2 separate regions of the Mus musculus genome follow, and region 2 is linked to region 1. Evidence: chromatin loops called from intact Hi-C (ENCODE). Cell type or tissue: heart. All regions are shown on one strand.

Region 1 (8,000 bases):
CAGGCCTTCCACGTGCTGAGGAAGCCGCACTCCCACCCAAATCTACTACTAAAATGCAAACAGAAACTACAAGGCACATTCTGTAAAATCTTCGTACACTGTTCTACTGTAGAAATCAGGAACTGCTGCTGCTCCTACAGAGCAGCTAAAGCCTGCACCATCTAATGGACTGTTATGTTAACTTAAAATAAGAAGGGGTAGCTAGGACTATATGTGAGCACACTAACTGTGGAGTTCTTATGTGCTATAAAACAAAGTACCCACAGAATCATTATACATGTGTCTGCGGTGAAAAGTCAAAACTCTTGGGCCAGCAAGAGGCTCAATGGATAAAAACACTTTGCTTCCAGGCCTCATGACTAAGTTGGTCCTGGAACCCACTCAGCAGAAAGAGATCCAACTCCTAAAAGCTCTCCTCAACCTCCACATGTGCCTCAGCATGCACACACATAAGCACATGCACATACACATAAAATACATACAAAATAAATGTAATCTTAAATATTTTAAAATTTTTATTTAAAAAATTTAAATAAAAAAATAATTAAAAAACAAAAACAAACCTCTCCTGTTTTAAAAGTCCAAACTGGAACCAGTGCCACACCTGTCCGATTGCCTGCGACTCCTCCTGCACTGTCCTATCCACATAATCTCTTCAGTTTAGCTTCATATCTTCTCTGACTCCAGGACAGCAGAGCAATGCTGGATGTGCTCAAGTCATACCCAGCATGGGACAGCTCTCGGATGCGAGTTTTTAAAGTATTTATGCTGGAGTCTAAAATCCTCGGATTTTCAATTATTTGTGAAGCACTGATTTTTTCTTCTATAAGGCAGTCTATTTTATCATTAAACTTTTTCTCTGACAAGAAGACCATATTCAGATAGCTTAGGACAAACCTCTGTACCTCCTCCTCGCTGCATCCAAGAGAAAGCAGCCTCTCTCTTATGTTTGTGTAATTTTTTTTGGTACAGTCATTGGAAAGGTCTAAGATTCTAGCTCCTGGGCCACATATCAGAAGCAGCAGGTCCCGTTTGTTCAAGTTGAAAGTTGATTGTAAAAATTCAATGTTAGTTTTCACACGTTTGGTGCTCTGAATTAAGATGGAAGGGTTTTTAGAAATTATCTTCCTGACAAAATCTCTGGGATCATTGTGACCTAAGGACATACCAGTCTCCTGCAAAAATTCAACCATTTGCTTATTCAAATTCAGACTGTTGGAGAAGGTTCTGGGAGCATTGGTCAACAGTCTGCAGAGGCATTTATGAGTCAATCCAACAGAGCAAAGGAACTTTATATTATTCTCTAAGTTTAGATTGTTATTAGATCGAAAAAAGGATTCAGGAGAACGCTCCAAAATATTTACAATTTCAAGGTCTGATGCCATAATCTTTCTCCACAGATCCCACCGTTTTGAAAGACTTTCAGGAGTGCGTGTTATAGCTCGTGGATATCTTGATATGATGCTACCAATCACTTTGTCACTAGCTCCCTTGGACAGAAGGAATAACTTCAGCTCCTGCTCATTCGTAACAGCCTTGTTAAAAACTCCAGGCTGTCGCCTCCTTGCCATGTCGATATCAACGCCCATGGTGACTAAGTTGCTCAGCAGGTCCTCCCTCTCCTCCTCCAAAGACTCCTTGTCCTTACTGTCGCATTCCGCACTAAACGGCCTGAATGAAATCGACTTGAGGAAAACTTCTGCTGAATATTGAAGCATCCAGTCTCTTAAATCAAAGAGAAAGTTTCTTCTCACACACCAGATGTTTCTTGATGCCATAATCATCAGGTAGCCCAAAGTTTTTCAAATGCTGTGTAAAATAACATATAATGTTAACATACAATATTATGTGACTAACTAATGACAATATCCAGATCCTTTAAATGCAAGGGGCCTTCCAGGAGAAAGCATCCCGCCCTCCAGCTCTCCTGCCCACAGACACTAATTTCTTTGCTTCTGGCTACCTTAATCTAAAGCTCTAAATGTAGCTCTGAAAAAAAAACACACTTCAGATTGTCTACTTTCCATCTTTAATGTCTTTTTTGAATTTATAATATCCTTTAAGTGGATCACATTGATTACACATGTATATATATATATATACATATATATAACTATATGTTATAAATTATATGTTTATTACATACTATAACTTATACATTACCTATTATATAACATATGTTATATATAAACATTATATATTATATATAAGCATATATATGTATATGCTTACACAAATCTCTGGACAACACCTATCAACATCAATCTCTACCTCAGTTTACCAAATTGTTTGCTTGGTTACAATGCAATAATTCTACACTCTTTTCCATCTTCAAAATGATATAGTTGAGGGAATGTGGTGTAAATCAGAGGTAGGTCAGTGGTACAGCATACGTCCATAGCACGCATGAGGACTTGAGTTCAATTCCCCAACCCCAGAAAGAAGAAGGAGGAATTAATTTTCTAGTTCAAAGTTGTTAGGTTTTAAACCTGGGACAAGAGTTTGCCAAGAACACTAGCTGAAGGGTTCATTAAACATATCAAAGCTGACCTTGCTTTCCTGTCACATACACATGCATATACATATATAACTTTTATATAAACCTAAATTCTCCATTAGAAGCATGTCCTATTGTTTGTCTTCATTATTCTCATATTCCCATCACCTTCTTGGTCACCCCTTCCTCCTACCAGTACTAACTACATTTATATCAGACTCACCAGCAAGTGCACGTGCCTGTACTCACACACACCTTTTTAAAGTCTCACATATTGTTAAACTGCCTTTTCTTTCAGAAAGGGTCATTTTCTTGAATCCTAGTTGTATTGCAAGGCCTTGTATAAACACACTCTTCATTTAAAAACAGATTGTTCAGCCGGGAAACTATACAGCATAATGCAATTTAAAAAACAAAGGTAGATATTGAATTGACTCCAGTCTTACTCTAAAAATAAACAACATTCTAAAAGGAATGTTAAATTTAGCAAATATCACAAAAATCTCCATGATTGTAATGAGTGAGGTCCAAGGAGGAAGATATACGTCCTATTCTGTCCCACAGTTGGAAAGCTCACAGGCTTTTAAAGAAAACTGATAATCATTCGCATTGGGGTACCACAATCAGCTAATTTTTTGAAGCAGCATTTAAGTGGAGAGTGTTTGTTGGTTTGTTTGTTTGTTTGTTTGTTTGTTTTAGAACTACACTTCAGCATCGGATTTGTCGTTAAGATGAGAGACTTTGGATATTTCCAGAAAAGGTAAGGGCCAGATGTTTCTACCACCACACCGCCAATCCGAAAAAGAAAAAGGCAAAAATACAACCAATGTAGTAGAGAATAAAGAGATCCAGGCTAGACACCTTCAAATCATTTTTGTGAGATGCACAACCTCTCGCAAACTAAACATTTCTCAGTCATAATAAAAAGAAAACGGCAACGCATGGGGGGAAGGTAGCGGAATCGCAAACGCACTTTAATACCAGAACCCCACGTTACACATACATTATTTCGTAATGCCCTATATATACAACAACCTAAGGGTGGGCACTGTCCCTAAAGTTACAAATTCCGAGCCAATGCCGAGCTCTTTGCTGTACGAAGTGTGGAGGGCTTGATGAGTCTAAACTCAGAACCGCCGTAATCCCACATCGAAGGCTCGCCTTCCCTCGGGCAGTTCTGCAATGGCCTTTAGCCATTCATCGCCCTGTCTAGCAGAGACTCGCAAGCCGCTCGCAAAGGCTCCAGCAGCTCCCCAGCCCCAGCCCGCACACTGCATCCGCGCTCCTACCAACGCTCCCGGTAGACACCTTTCACTTCCGCCTCTGGACGCCCGGGAGGGAGCGGAGTGCGGAAGTAACGGCTGACTTCCGGCCTCGGCCTGGCGCAGAGGTGACGTCACTAGCCCGGCGCGCTGTGCCTAAATCCTCGGCCGCCTGACCGCGGGAGCCCAGCAGGGGGCGGCTGAGACTGTGGCTGCGGGGACTCTGGGCTCTGGGCTGGTTCGAGACCACAGGGCGGCGCCAAGGCTTCCCTCTGGCTGGGGCTGAGATTCTGCCTGTACCAAAGAACAGGTTCAGTTTGATCTCTTTCTTTTAGGTTGCTTTATAGACCTTGGGGGTTTTTGTTTGTTTGTTTGGTAGGTTGGTTGGTTTTTATTTCCCCCAAATTCTTTTGCATTTTTCTGTTTGGTTTGGTGTTTGTAAGAATAAAGATTTCTATTTGGGAATTTAAATTATTAATAATCAGTTTACCCAGAAAGTGAAACTACTGATCACAGCTTATTCCTTGCCTGGGATTACTCAGTAGCTATTTATGGTGCACGTGTGGCTTACCTTCACCAGTATTGCGGAAAGCAAGACAACCTCTGCCTTCTGGACCGTAACTCCCATGGTCTCGCTTCTGCCTGAATATTCTCTCCTCAGCCTGCCCCATGGATTTTCATTTATGAACACCAGGAGATGGCTTTAGTCCTCTTGAAAGTGATATCAATGAGGAAAAGGTGCAGCTGAGATATTGGAGAGGTTGGGAAGACCAAGGGCAGGGAGAGAAAGATGAGGGGCAAAGAAGAGGTAAAGAGAACTAAGAGCAGTGTGGTAGATGATGTTTCTCAAGAGGCTGATTTGGGGTTCTCATCTTCCTTAAGGGTCTTTCTTTCTTTCTTTCTTTCAAGACAACTTTGTATGAAAGTTGTGTTGCTATGCAAACACCATTTGTTTTTTGAAAGGATGGTGACATGTAATGATGCTTGAGACTTTAAATGACTTCACTTGGAAGGAGGAGAGTAGGGAAGTCAAGATGAACCCCTCCCTAAAATTAGACTTAAAATCCTTGGGAATTAGACTCAATGTGTAGTTCAAATGCCATGTCTATGCTATCTTCAGAATTGCCCCTGGCCTCTTACAACCAAAGACTAATAATAATGATATAATTAGTAATATTGATTATTGTGCCCTTTCTGTCTGCCTCACTAGATTTTCCTTGAGAAGTTCACAGACCCTTACTTTACCACTAATGTCTAAGTCTCAACAAACCTAATTAGAGTGAGAAGAAATTAGCCCTCCATTCCTCTAAGAGAACCCACACATAAAATACCACCATCAATTGGCACCAGGATTCAATAAACAAATGTTCTTGCTACCTCTTTTTCAATTATACAAATCTTACATCTTCCTGTAATTACACTCAAGGTGTGTAGAAGGATTTTAATTTAACAACATGTCTACTCTAGCCAGAATACAGGCATGCCCTTAGCACATACTGTTAATCCCTCTAGCTGGAATACAAACATGCCCTTATTATAGACCATTAATCCCAAAGAATGAAAGTAAAGTTAGTTTGTAGAAGGAAGCACTCATGTTTGAATGTGATATCTATTGAATGGCAGATAACATGATGAATCAGAGAAACATTTGACAGAATAAGGATATGATCAATTCTCAGGAGAGAGAAGAGATGTGGAGGGAAGGATGGAGGGAGGGAGGAGGAAGTTTTACCAGGAGAGTTTTATAGAGATAGGTTGAAGAGAGAAAAGAACTAGATATAGGTAAAATGACAATGAGAAGGAGCCAGAAGATTAGAACAGATTGCTAAAATTAGTTTGAGGCCAAGCAGAGTCATTCAGTCAGAAGTGAGAAAAGGCAGATTAAATCAATCAGCTTGAAGGGGAGTTTGAGCCAGAACAGCTAAGTTGAGTCAGCCAGCCAGAGTCCCAAAAGAATTAGAAAGAGTGAACTCATTCATCAATAAGTCTCAGAGGCTGAACACATCCTAGCCTAGATTAGACTATTCTGAGGCTAGAAGTTTGCAGGAGAAGGCCCTTAGCAGATGGAGGCAGTAAGCCTCCAGAGAACAGTTACATCAGTGAATAAAGATACTTTTACAGAAGTCATTGTCTTACATAGGGTTACTACTGTTGTGATGAGACACTGTAACCAAAGCAACCTGGGGAGGAAAGGGTTTATTTAGCCTATGCTTCATCACCACTGTTCATCACCAAGGAAGTTCAGACAGGAACTCAGACAGAACAGGAACCTGGAACCAGTAACTGATGCAGAGTCATGGAGGAGTGCTGCTTACTGGCTTGTTCCTCATAGCTCGCTCAACTTGCTTTCTTTTTTAAAATTTTTATTAGGTATTTTCCTCATTTACATTTCCAATGCTATCCCAAAAGCCTCCCATACCCACCCACCCCCACTCCCCTACCCACCCACTCCCACTTTTTGGCCTTTGTGGGAAGCCACATGTGCCATTGCAGAGTGGCACTGACTACTGCTGGCCACCACGCATAAGTTTGGACAAACAACCAATGTATACATATGCAGTAAAGTTTTTTGCAAAGACACTGCCTGGCCCGGGCATGATAATGAGGCTTTGAGAGTATAACCAATCAGATGTGAGACATGCAAATGAGGTATGATAATGAGGCTCTGTGAGGTACAGAGAGAGAGTAGCCAATCAGATGAGGAACATGCAAATGAGGCATAGTGCATAACCAATCCGGGTGTGAGACACGCCTCTCCTAGGCCTATATAAGCAGCACCAGTTCTGGGCTCGGGGTCTTTTCGCCTCTACAATCAAGCTCTCCCAATAAACGTGTGCAGAAGGATCCTGTTGCAGTGTCGTTCTGGCTGGTCGAGTCCGCAAGAAGTGGTGCCGAAAACCTGGGACAAGAAACATCTTCAGGCATGAGCGAAGACCCCCTGCTACAGGGAGGATTCAGAACTGCATCGTGGGGAAGGAGTGGTTAATAAAGGTTCCCATAAAACAGACTGCTGAGAAGGATCTGGCGTGGATTCAGAACTCTTCAGCTGGGGAACGGTGGTAATGAAGTGTTCCTGCAAAACAAACTGCTGAGAAGGATTCAACTGCGTGGATTCAGAACTCTTCAGCTGAGGAACGGTTGTACCGGTAAGTATAAAGAAATTAAGGTAAGTCTCTGAGAGATATGCTTTCTTACGCAGTAGGTCTGGTAATTGTTGCTGGGTTTGTGTGGGACCAGCTGTTAAGGAAGGGCAGTGACTTTGTAGGAGTACCAGGAAGGCATATCAGAAACAGAGAGAAAGAAAAAAGAAGATGCGCGCAGAAAAATAAGTAACTTAAGAAATATAAAAAGAGAAAAAGAAAGGAAGCTAAAATATAAAGGTACAAAGGATAATATAAAATATAAAGATACAAAGGATAATATAAAGATACAAAGGATAATATAAAGATACAAAGGATAATATAAAGATATAAAGGGTAATATAAAAAATGAAGAACAAAAAATTAAGTCAATTTACCCTCCTCTCGAGGACTTTGACTAAAGAGGCAGCCTTCATCAAAGGCTTAAAGATAGCTCTCAGGGAAAGAGGAGTAACTATTAGAAGCAGCCACTGTGCAGAATTCCTAGAAGAAGGAGAAAAAATGAAAATAAGCTATTTCAGAGCCCTCCTAGGGACAGACGGAAAATGGGAGACGTCCTGCTTCCTCTCTGGATCCTATGGAGATATTTTTAGCTTCGGATAGGATATCTGTGTTCTATTGTCTGTTTTTGGTGCACCAAATTGTCTATATGTCTGTCAACTCATGTTTGTTTTTGCTTGGATGATTGATTGTTGTTCTGTGTTTCATGTTGAAAAATATAAAAAGTAGTCACAGTCTGCACAGCAAAAATTGACAAGTTAGCTGCACGGTGGCTGGGAGACAAGTACAGCTGAAAAAGCCCTGCTCAGGGCCAATTGCAAATGGAGCTTTTAAAGGGGCAGGCAGCCTTTTGCTTGTAACAGAAAGTTAGCTTAAAATTGGAAACCCAAGGTTGGAGTTATTCTAAACAACATAAGAAAACAGGTAATATGCAAAAGCAGTGTACAAAGGGTAGAAAGAGTATGTTTGAAAATAAAGTACATATCTTTACAAATAGAAGGAAAACCCTTTCAAGGTATAATGGATACAGGAGCAGATAAAAGCATTATATCTAGTAAGTGGTGGCCTGCTTCTTGGCCTGTTAATCAATCGTCACATAGC
Region 2 (8,000 bases), 210 kb after region 1:
CTTGTACTAAGGTCAAATCTAAGTGGATCACATAAAACCAGACACTGAAACTTATAGAGTAGAAAGTGGGGGAAAACCTCGAAGATATGGGCACAGGGGAAAAACTCCTGAATAGAACAGCAATGGCTTGTGCTGTTAAGAGCAAGAACTGACAAATGGGACCTCATAAAATTGCAAAGCTTCTGTAAGGCAAAAGACACCGTCAATAAGACAAAAAGGCCACCAACAGATTGGGAAAGGATCTTTACCTATCCTAAATCAGATAGGGGAATAATATCCAATATATATAAAGAACCTCAAGAAGGTGGACTCCAGAAAATCAAATAACCCCATTAAAAAATGGGGCTCAGAGCTAAACAAAGAATTCTCACCTGAGGAATATGGAATGGCTGAGAAGCACCTGAAAAAATGTTCAGCATCCTTAATCATCAGGGAAATGCAAATCAAAACAACCCTGAGATTCCATTTCACATCAGTAAGAATGGCTAAGATCAAAAGTTCAGGTGACAGCAGATGCTGGCGAGGATGTGGAGAAAGAGGAACACTCCTCCATTGTTGGTCGGATTGCAAGCTTGTACAACCACTCTGGAAATCAGTCTGGCGGTTCCTCAGAAAATTGGACATAGTACTACCGGAGGATCCTACAATACCTCTCCTGGGCATATATCCAGAAGATGTTCCAACTAGTAAGAAAGACACATGCTCCACTATGTTCATAGCAGCCTTATTTATAATAGCCAGAAGCTGGAAAGAATCCAGGTGTCCCGCAACAGAGGAATGGATACAGAAAATGTGATACATTTAGACAATGGAGCACTACTCAGATATTAAAAGGGATGAATTTATGAAATTCCTAGGCAAATGGTTGGACCTGGAGGGCATCATCCTGAGTGAGGTGACCCAATCACAAAAGAACTCACATGATATGTACTCACTGATAAGTGGATATTAGCCCAGAAACTTAGAATACCCAAGATACAAGACACAATTTGCGAAACACATGAAACTCAAGAAGAACGAAGACAAAAGTGTGGACACTTTGCCCCTTCTTAGAATTGTGAACAAAATACCCATCGAACGAGTTACAGAGACAAAGTTTGGAGCTGAGACAAAAGGATGGACCGTCTTTGAGACTGCCATACCCGGGGATCCATCCCATAATCAGCCTCCAAACGCTGACACCATTGCATACATTAGCAAGACTTTGCTGAAAGGACCCAGATATAGCTGTCTCTTGTGAGGCTACGCCGAGGCCTAGCAAACACAGAAGTGGATGCTCAGAGTCAGCTATTAGATGAATCACAGGGTCCCCAATGGAGGAGCTAGAGAAAGTACCCAAGGAGCTAAAGGGATCTGCAACCCTATAGGTGGAACACCAATATGAACTAATCAGTACCCAGGAGCTTGTGTCTTTAGCTGCATATGAATCATAAGATGGCCTAGTCGGCTGTCATTGGTAAGAGAGGCCCATTGGTCTTGCAAACTTTAGATGCTTCAGTACAGGAGAAAGCCATGGCCAAGAAGTGGGAGAGGGTGGGTAGGGGAGTGGGGGGGGGGGGGGAGGGTGTGGGGGACTTTTGGGATAGCATTGGAAATGTAAATGAGGAAAATACCTAATAAAAAATAAAGAAAAAAAGGAATGAGCTCAGTAAATAAAGAAAACCAGGCCTGAATTCTCATAAAATGGAAGCTCCTGATGTGCCCAAATTAGGAAGCACACAGACAGTCCAGTGACTGCAACGTGGTCCTTATCCATACATACCTGAAACTTGGCAGAGGCAGCCAAGCTGGCAATAGCCAGGCAGCGTGGGTAAAACCTCCATCCAGGTCTGCGTACAGCTGAGCCACCTTCTCGTTGAGTTGACTTCTAATTTCCTTTCCATGTAAACAATGGCTAGCTGTCAAAATTATGAGCTCAGACAGTGCTTCAAACACATCTAAGAGGAGGAAAAGATCAGTCTCAACACTCTCTCCAAAAAGCTTTTAATTGTTTTTTTTTTCTGGAACATAAGGAAATTGTGATGAAAGGAGTGGGAATATATATAGCAGGTCCCAAAAACCAGAGGCATAAACTCATCAGTCTGTGTGTACTATAACCACCATTGCACACCAGCACTGGAGACAGCAGCGGGTAGGCCCACTGGATGGTGCTCTCTGGCTCTACTGTCACATCGGGCTTCCCACCTGGAAAGCACCCTGGTCCTCTTGGCGCTTCACAGTTTTGCTTTAGACTCGTGGCTTGATGTGGGTTGTGCTTCGTAGCACAGGCTGTCCTTGAACCTGTAATCCTTCTGCCTCCAATTCCCAAGTGCTAGAATTCCAGGCATGTGCCTCAGTTATTTGTCAATCTAGGTAAGATCATGCCTGTAAGCCCAGGATGCAGGAAGTTCCCTAACTACTCGGCAAGCCCTTCACAAGTAAGTTAATTACTAGGTGTGCTAATGCATGCATCAGCTTCTTTTGAGACTAGTAAACACATTAGTTACATCAGCTGTGGGTGTTTGTCTACACCTTCTACAGGGGCTGATGGCCAGCCTGGGAAGGTGGCAACCTGCTGCCTGAGATCGTACTGGCCTAGAAGCAGATACTGCTGCTGGTACAGACATGCCAATTGCTCTCTGAAGACAATACTTAGAAGTGCTCTGTAAAGGCAGGGTTGGCCATTACCACTGCACAGTAGTCAGCACCCCCTTCTCATTAGAGACGTGGCCCTTCCGCACCTACTGTATTTTGTTCTGTACATAGACAGAAAGAATGAGACAAATGTAACGCATTTTACTTACTTCTTTCTCCGCTTTCTCCCCAACTTTGAAAGTATTCCTTTGCTTCTTTTTCAATGATAGGAACATACTGCTTAAAGTGGGCTATGTTAAGGCCACTTTTTATGATTTTCTTCTGTTCCAAGAAAATCTTCAAAACAAACAAACAAAAAATACTGAGTGTTTATAACACTAAAGGACACTTTTATTTCATTCTGAAGTATATCATGTTATCCTTACTGCATAACAGAGGAAACAATTTTCTTAAATTTAAAAATAAAAACAGTAACAGGATTTTTATGAACTAAGCATATATGGCATCCAGGCCATGTATTTGAAAGAACACATTTAAGAAGGGCTCTCCCCCTGGAGGAGGGAACCCCACCTACTGCCTCCTAATACTCCACCACTCAGGGACCCACCTTCCTCTCCTGCTATCTCCCAACCCTCCAAAGCAATCCAGTCAACACACTTCCCAAAGTCCACTCTACTCCACTGTTATCTTATCCTCCTCCTTTTCTTCTCATTCTAGAGCTAAATGCCATCATCACTGACACCATCTTCTAGAAGTCTAGAACAGCATGAATAAAAACTTGTCTGCTAACTAACTGCCCTCTGAGACATAACATTTTAAGTCGATTAAAACATGTTTAAGATAATAGAGATGAGTCTAAACAAAACTTTTTGATAGCTATTGCCTTTGAATGTAAAGGGAGACATTCACCTCCCCAACCTCTCCCGACCCCAGAAACACTGATATTGACCCTTAACACAGTGTGGGCTATGTCTATTATGGCCCTTACCGGAGTTCACCAGGCACTTGAGTCTGCTGCCTCATCTATATTCTATTCATAACACGTGAATGAATAAGATATGAACAAGCCTTGCCAACCAATATAAAACAAACCCATGGTTTCTTTCCAAGTGTCACAAATTGTCAGATTTCTTAAGCTAGGGAATAAATTAATTCTTCATTACACATGTATAACATTACACAACTAGTTGGAACTACTGTAGTTTAGATTTGACTTTTGTCCAGGACAGAAGAGCCACCTACTGCATTTGGCACATCATATGCAACTCCCTTCCCAAACACAGGTGTTGTCAGCCGACCGTAGACTTCTTCTGCATTCAGGTCTTCGTTTTTACTATTGAAGAGCAGCGCAGCTGCATCACTCCCCAGAAGGTAAGTGAAGGTCTTGCCCACCATGGTAAAGCTAAACACAGGTCCATACTAAAGAGAAAAAGATCCAAAGTTCTGTTACAAAGACATTTCTTACATCACAGAATAATACTTTGCTGAAAAGTTCCAAATATGCATAAACTTTGAAGCAAATGCTTTCATCTGGTCATATCCCACCTCCTGTCTTCATCACAAAGTCAGTATAAATATGATTTCTTCTTTTTCACTACTTATCCTGAAAATATTTTCTACCATGCAAAACATCAGAGCTCATTAAATGTCACTGTTAGCTTTAGTCCGTTGCTCTCAGCATTAGATATATACCTTTTTAAGTATGGTTTTGTTCTATACTGGCTATATTGAATTCTTTAATCAACATCTATAAGAATATAAATATTTTTTCCCTCTTGTTAAAAATTAATTTAACGGGGCTGGTGGGATGGCCAGGTAGGTAAAAATCTCTTGCCATCAAGTCTGGTGACCTGAATTTGATCAGCAGAATCCACGAACCAAATAACATCAAAGAATCACTACCATTAAGTATTTGCACAAGTATATCAGAAGGAGTGTGGTATAACAACTGGTGTATGGCTCTTTTCTTGCAGAGGATCTGAGTTTGGTTCCCAGAACCCATACTGGTCAGCTCACATCTGATTATAGCTTTATCTCTAGGGGATACAGTGCCCTCTTCTGGCCTTGGCAAGCAACTGCATTTAGGTGCACATACTAATAGAGACACAAAGACTTTTATACAATTTTAAAACTGTATCTTTTTTTTTCCTTCAGTGTCAAGAATAGACTTAGGATGCAGGAGGTGCACAGAAGACCCAACACCCTGTAGCTGTGGAGCTGATGATAGTCCGTGGCTGCTAAAGGATGGGGAGTCAGTTTCTTAAGGATGTGACCCTAAGTAGGTTGACCATGCTCTAATGGAGGCCCTACTCCATTCATATGTAGAGGACACTAACTGGACTCAGTGTGTTGTTTTGTAGAAAACGGTATAAAGTTGAGAGGGAGACATGGGAGAACAAGGAGGAACTGGAAGAGGGAAGTGGGATGTGACTACGATTGAAATACATTGTATACATTTATAAAACTCTCAAAGAATATTTTAAACGATATTAAAACAAAAGAGAGTTCAGTTAAATAATATTGGGAAGTGAAATAATTAACAAGAACCCCAGAGCCAGTCTTTGGAACAAACGGCTGATCTGATGCCAAAGGACTGTTTTCACAGGGAAGAAGCAAAGACTTGAGTACCCACACCGTCCAAGTGGAGGCTGAGATCCCACAGGATGGACAGAACCAGGGGTACAAGACACAACATTCCAAAGATATATCAGTAAGAAACTAGCTGTCAACTCTGACTATAATCCACGAAAATAAAATGTAAGACTATTTTTAAAAACGTAATTGTTAGAACTACAGGTTTCCTCACATCTCAGAGACTATATCCCAGGACAGACACTCTGGGAAGCTAAGAGCCAACAAGGCCTTTTCCTTTTATGTTTTCAATACTGCCAATAAGCAGGGAGGGCACAATCTTTTTACAAATGTCTTTCTATTTAAAGAAAAGCACTTCTCTACACTAGAGTCTCTGCCTCTGTCTGTTCCGAAGACTTACCTTCTCATATGCATTTTCCAGAAACTCAATTGGACTTTTCCCAAATGCTATTGCATGGCCAAGGAATGGAATTGGAGAGTAAATATGTGGTGGACTTTTCTGCAAAAAGAAAATGAAAATTTTAGTTTTCATTTTATTAATAGGAAAGTTTCATATGATAGCCTGCTTAAGAATAATGTTTAAAAAAACCACACACACACACACAGTATAGTTAGACAAGGTTTAGCCTCAAAAGAACTCAAAACAGAAATGACTACACAGGAAGGCACTGCACACTCAAGGGGTGAAGGCTGGAAGATATGCCAAGGTGAGCCTTGGCTACATAACAAGTTCTACAGCCACCCTGGGATATAATAAATATCTCAGAAATGATGATGATGATAGTGAGCTTTTGAAATGTATCTAATGAAAGTAAGAAATAGTAACTGCCTATCGATCCCTTGGGTTCAGAGATTAGTTTTAAAGCAACTTGGTTGGAACTTAACGCTGGGTTAAGTTTTTACATCCCATTGTCAGTTTCGAAGGGATGGTTTTCAAAGCTACCAAATGTTGATTACAAGGGTATTCATGAACTATATTTGGAAGGCTTGAAATTAGTGGTTTGGTGTAGCGCTAAACTAGAGAAACAGTATTTTAACAGCATCACAGGAAAGCGCTTCCCACACTCTCAAGTCACTTATGAACTGTCTGCAATTTCCCTGACACTGCTATTAATCATCGTTATGCCCAATAGCCCACAGTATACTAAACACACAGGGCAGTATCAAGAGTGATGGCCACCGGGGATGCAGCTACCCTTAACTTGCCATCAAGGCCCTCACAAAGAGCCCAAACACCTCTGACAACCAACAGTAAAGTCAGTACAGTGCTCTGCACTTAAGAGTCATGGATGGCCAAGGCAATCAGACCAGCCAAATCCATCCAGCAAGGCCTCCAGTCTGCACATCCATCACTGACTACAAACGCTGCAAAGTAGGATCCTAGCCAGAAGTTCAAAGCCGCTATCACAGCAGAAACGGCGACGGCCAGCACAGCCCCCGAGTTCAGGTTCCAGCAAGGAGACCAGAAAGACCACCACAACAGCAAAGATCAGGCACGGGCGTCTGCAGCCGCCACCCCAGCCTCCCGCGCGCCCGCCACCGCTAGCGCCCCCCGAGCCCGCCCGCTTAGCCGGGGCACAGACTGAGGACCCCGAGGTGCACGTACCGCTCCAGCGGGCAGCTGGACCATGTGGCCCACGGCGAGACGGAACAGGTAGACGAGGCTGAGAGTGAAGGCGCAGGCGATGAGCAGCGTGGAAAGCAAGTTGCCTCCTGTCACCTGCTCCATCGCCTGTCCGAGCACCCAGCCGCCTGACTGCAGCAAGCCCAGAAGTACCATCCCGACCGTCGCTTCGATCCGCCCGGTAGGCTGGGGGCCGAGGTCGCACACCGCTTCTCGGAAAAGATGGAGCAGGAGAAGCCGGCAGATAGAAGTCGGGAGGCGGCCCCGGCCTGATGGCTTAGTCTGGCCCGGGCCCTTCACACGCCCACAGACAGCTCGCGCGCCACCAGGACGTCACAGACGGGGCGGGGCTTCTGGTGGCCACGCCTCCGTCTAGGTGCGGGGATTCTTGCGCCACCGAGGGGACCTGAGGAAGCAGGCTCTACCGTGGCACTTGGACTCGGTGAAGAAAGTGATGGCTGCACAAATGATCGCGCCCCGAGAACCGCAGACCACGAGGTCCCGCGTGCTTAACGAGCACGGCCCCGGCAGCGGGCACGGACGAGCCTGGCGGAGGGATCTCAGGACCAGATTGGTGGCGGACAGCGGCAGAGGCGAAGGCGCTCTGTGATTGCACCACGCGCTGCTGAGGTGATCTCGGCCTATGTGGCGTCAGCAGAGCTGGCGGCCCGGGCACCGCCCCCTCCGTGGGGCGCCCGCCTCTGCGGCTATTCGCGGAGATGTCACCTCTGGGCTTTGTGAGACCAGCCCTTCGTGAGCCCTGCACCACGAATCTTGGAAAAAAAAAAAAAACACTCCTGCAGATGCAACCTGGAGGGTGAGACCATCGGATCACCCGTACAATCTGCTTGACAGGTTGTTCGTGTAGGGCCACATTGCTAGCAAGTGATAGTTGTTTGGTGTGCTGCTGTACCAAGACAAGTCTTTTAAAATAAATACAGGCCATAAAGTAAACTGAGGCAGATGTCCCCAAACTCCTGTTCTGATAGCTGGATCTGAAGCAGGAGTTACCCTGATCTCACTACAAATAAAGCACCTCTGATGACATGTTTCCAAATTAACCCTCCTTCCAGATCTTTGGCAGGTACATTTATTTATTTAACCAGGGTTAAGAGCTAGATTTTTTGCTAAGTTTGGAGATGATTGTGCAGTGATTGGCAAAACTGCAAGCACCTCCAGGAATGAGTAAGATGGTCCAGCCACCGTCTAG

Evidence for each region. Hi-C counts contacts between places; a loop is a spot of excess contacts. Peaks named below come from ENCODE experiments on the same cell type or tissue, not always from the same donor. Only the 100,000 strongest peaks of a DNase experiment are listed, where the experiment ranks them.
Region 2: a loop joins it to region 1, with 4 times the contacts of the local background. A loop is called at or near these places in 8 of 42 quality-filtered maps.

The regions. Positions count from the first base shown.
Region 1 is chr5:3,890,089-3,898,088 of GRCm38, forward strand. Mterf1a (mitochondrial transcription termination factor 1a) reads right to left here and starts at 3,845. Exons shown (of 2, transcript NM_001013023.2): 1 at 3,787-3,845; 2 at 493-1,809. The coding sequence starts at 1,778. The coding sequence ends at 639. In heart, a CTCF peak has its summit at 4,072; a DNase peak (open chromatin) is centred at 4,043; H3K4me3 peaks cover 840 bases; H3K27ac peaks cover 480 bases.
Region 2 is chr5:4,097,362-4,105,361 of GRCm38, forward strand. Cyp51 (cytochrome P450, family 51) reads right to left here and starts at 7,336. Exons shown (of 10, transcript NM_020010.2): 1 at 6,773-7,336; 2 at 5,567-5,665; 3 at 3,817-3,993; 4 at 2,784-2,910; 5 at 1,763-1,937. The coding sequence starts at 6,946. In heart, a CTCF peak has its summit at 4,625 (motif pointing left); DNase peaks (open chromatin) are centred at 7,130 and 7,390; H3K4me3 peaks cover 2,428 bases; H3K27ac peaks cover 1,910 bases.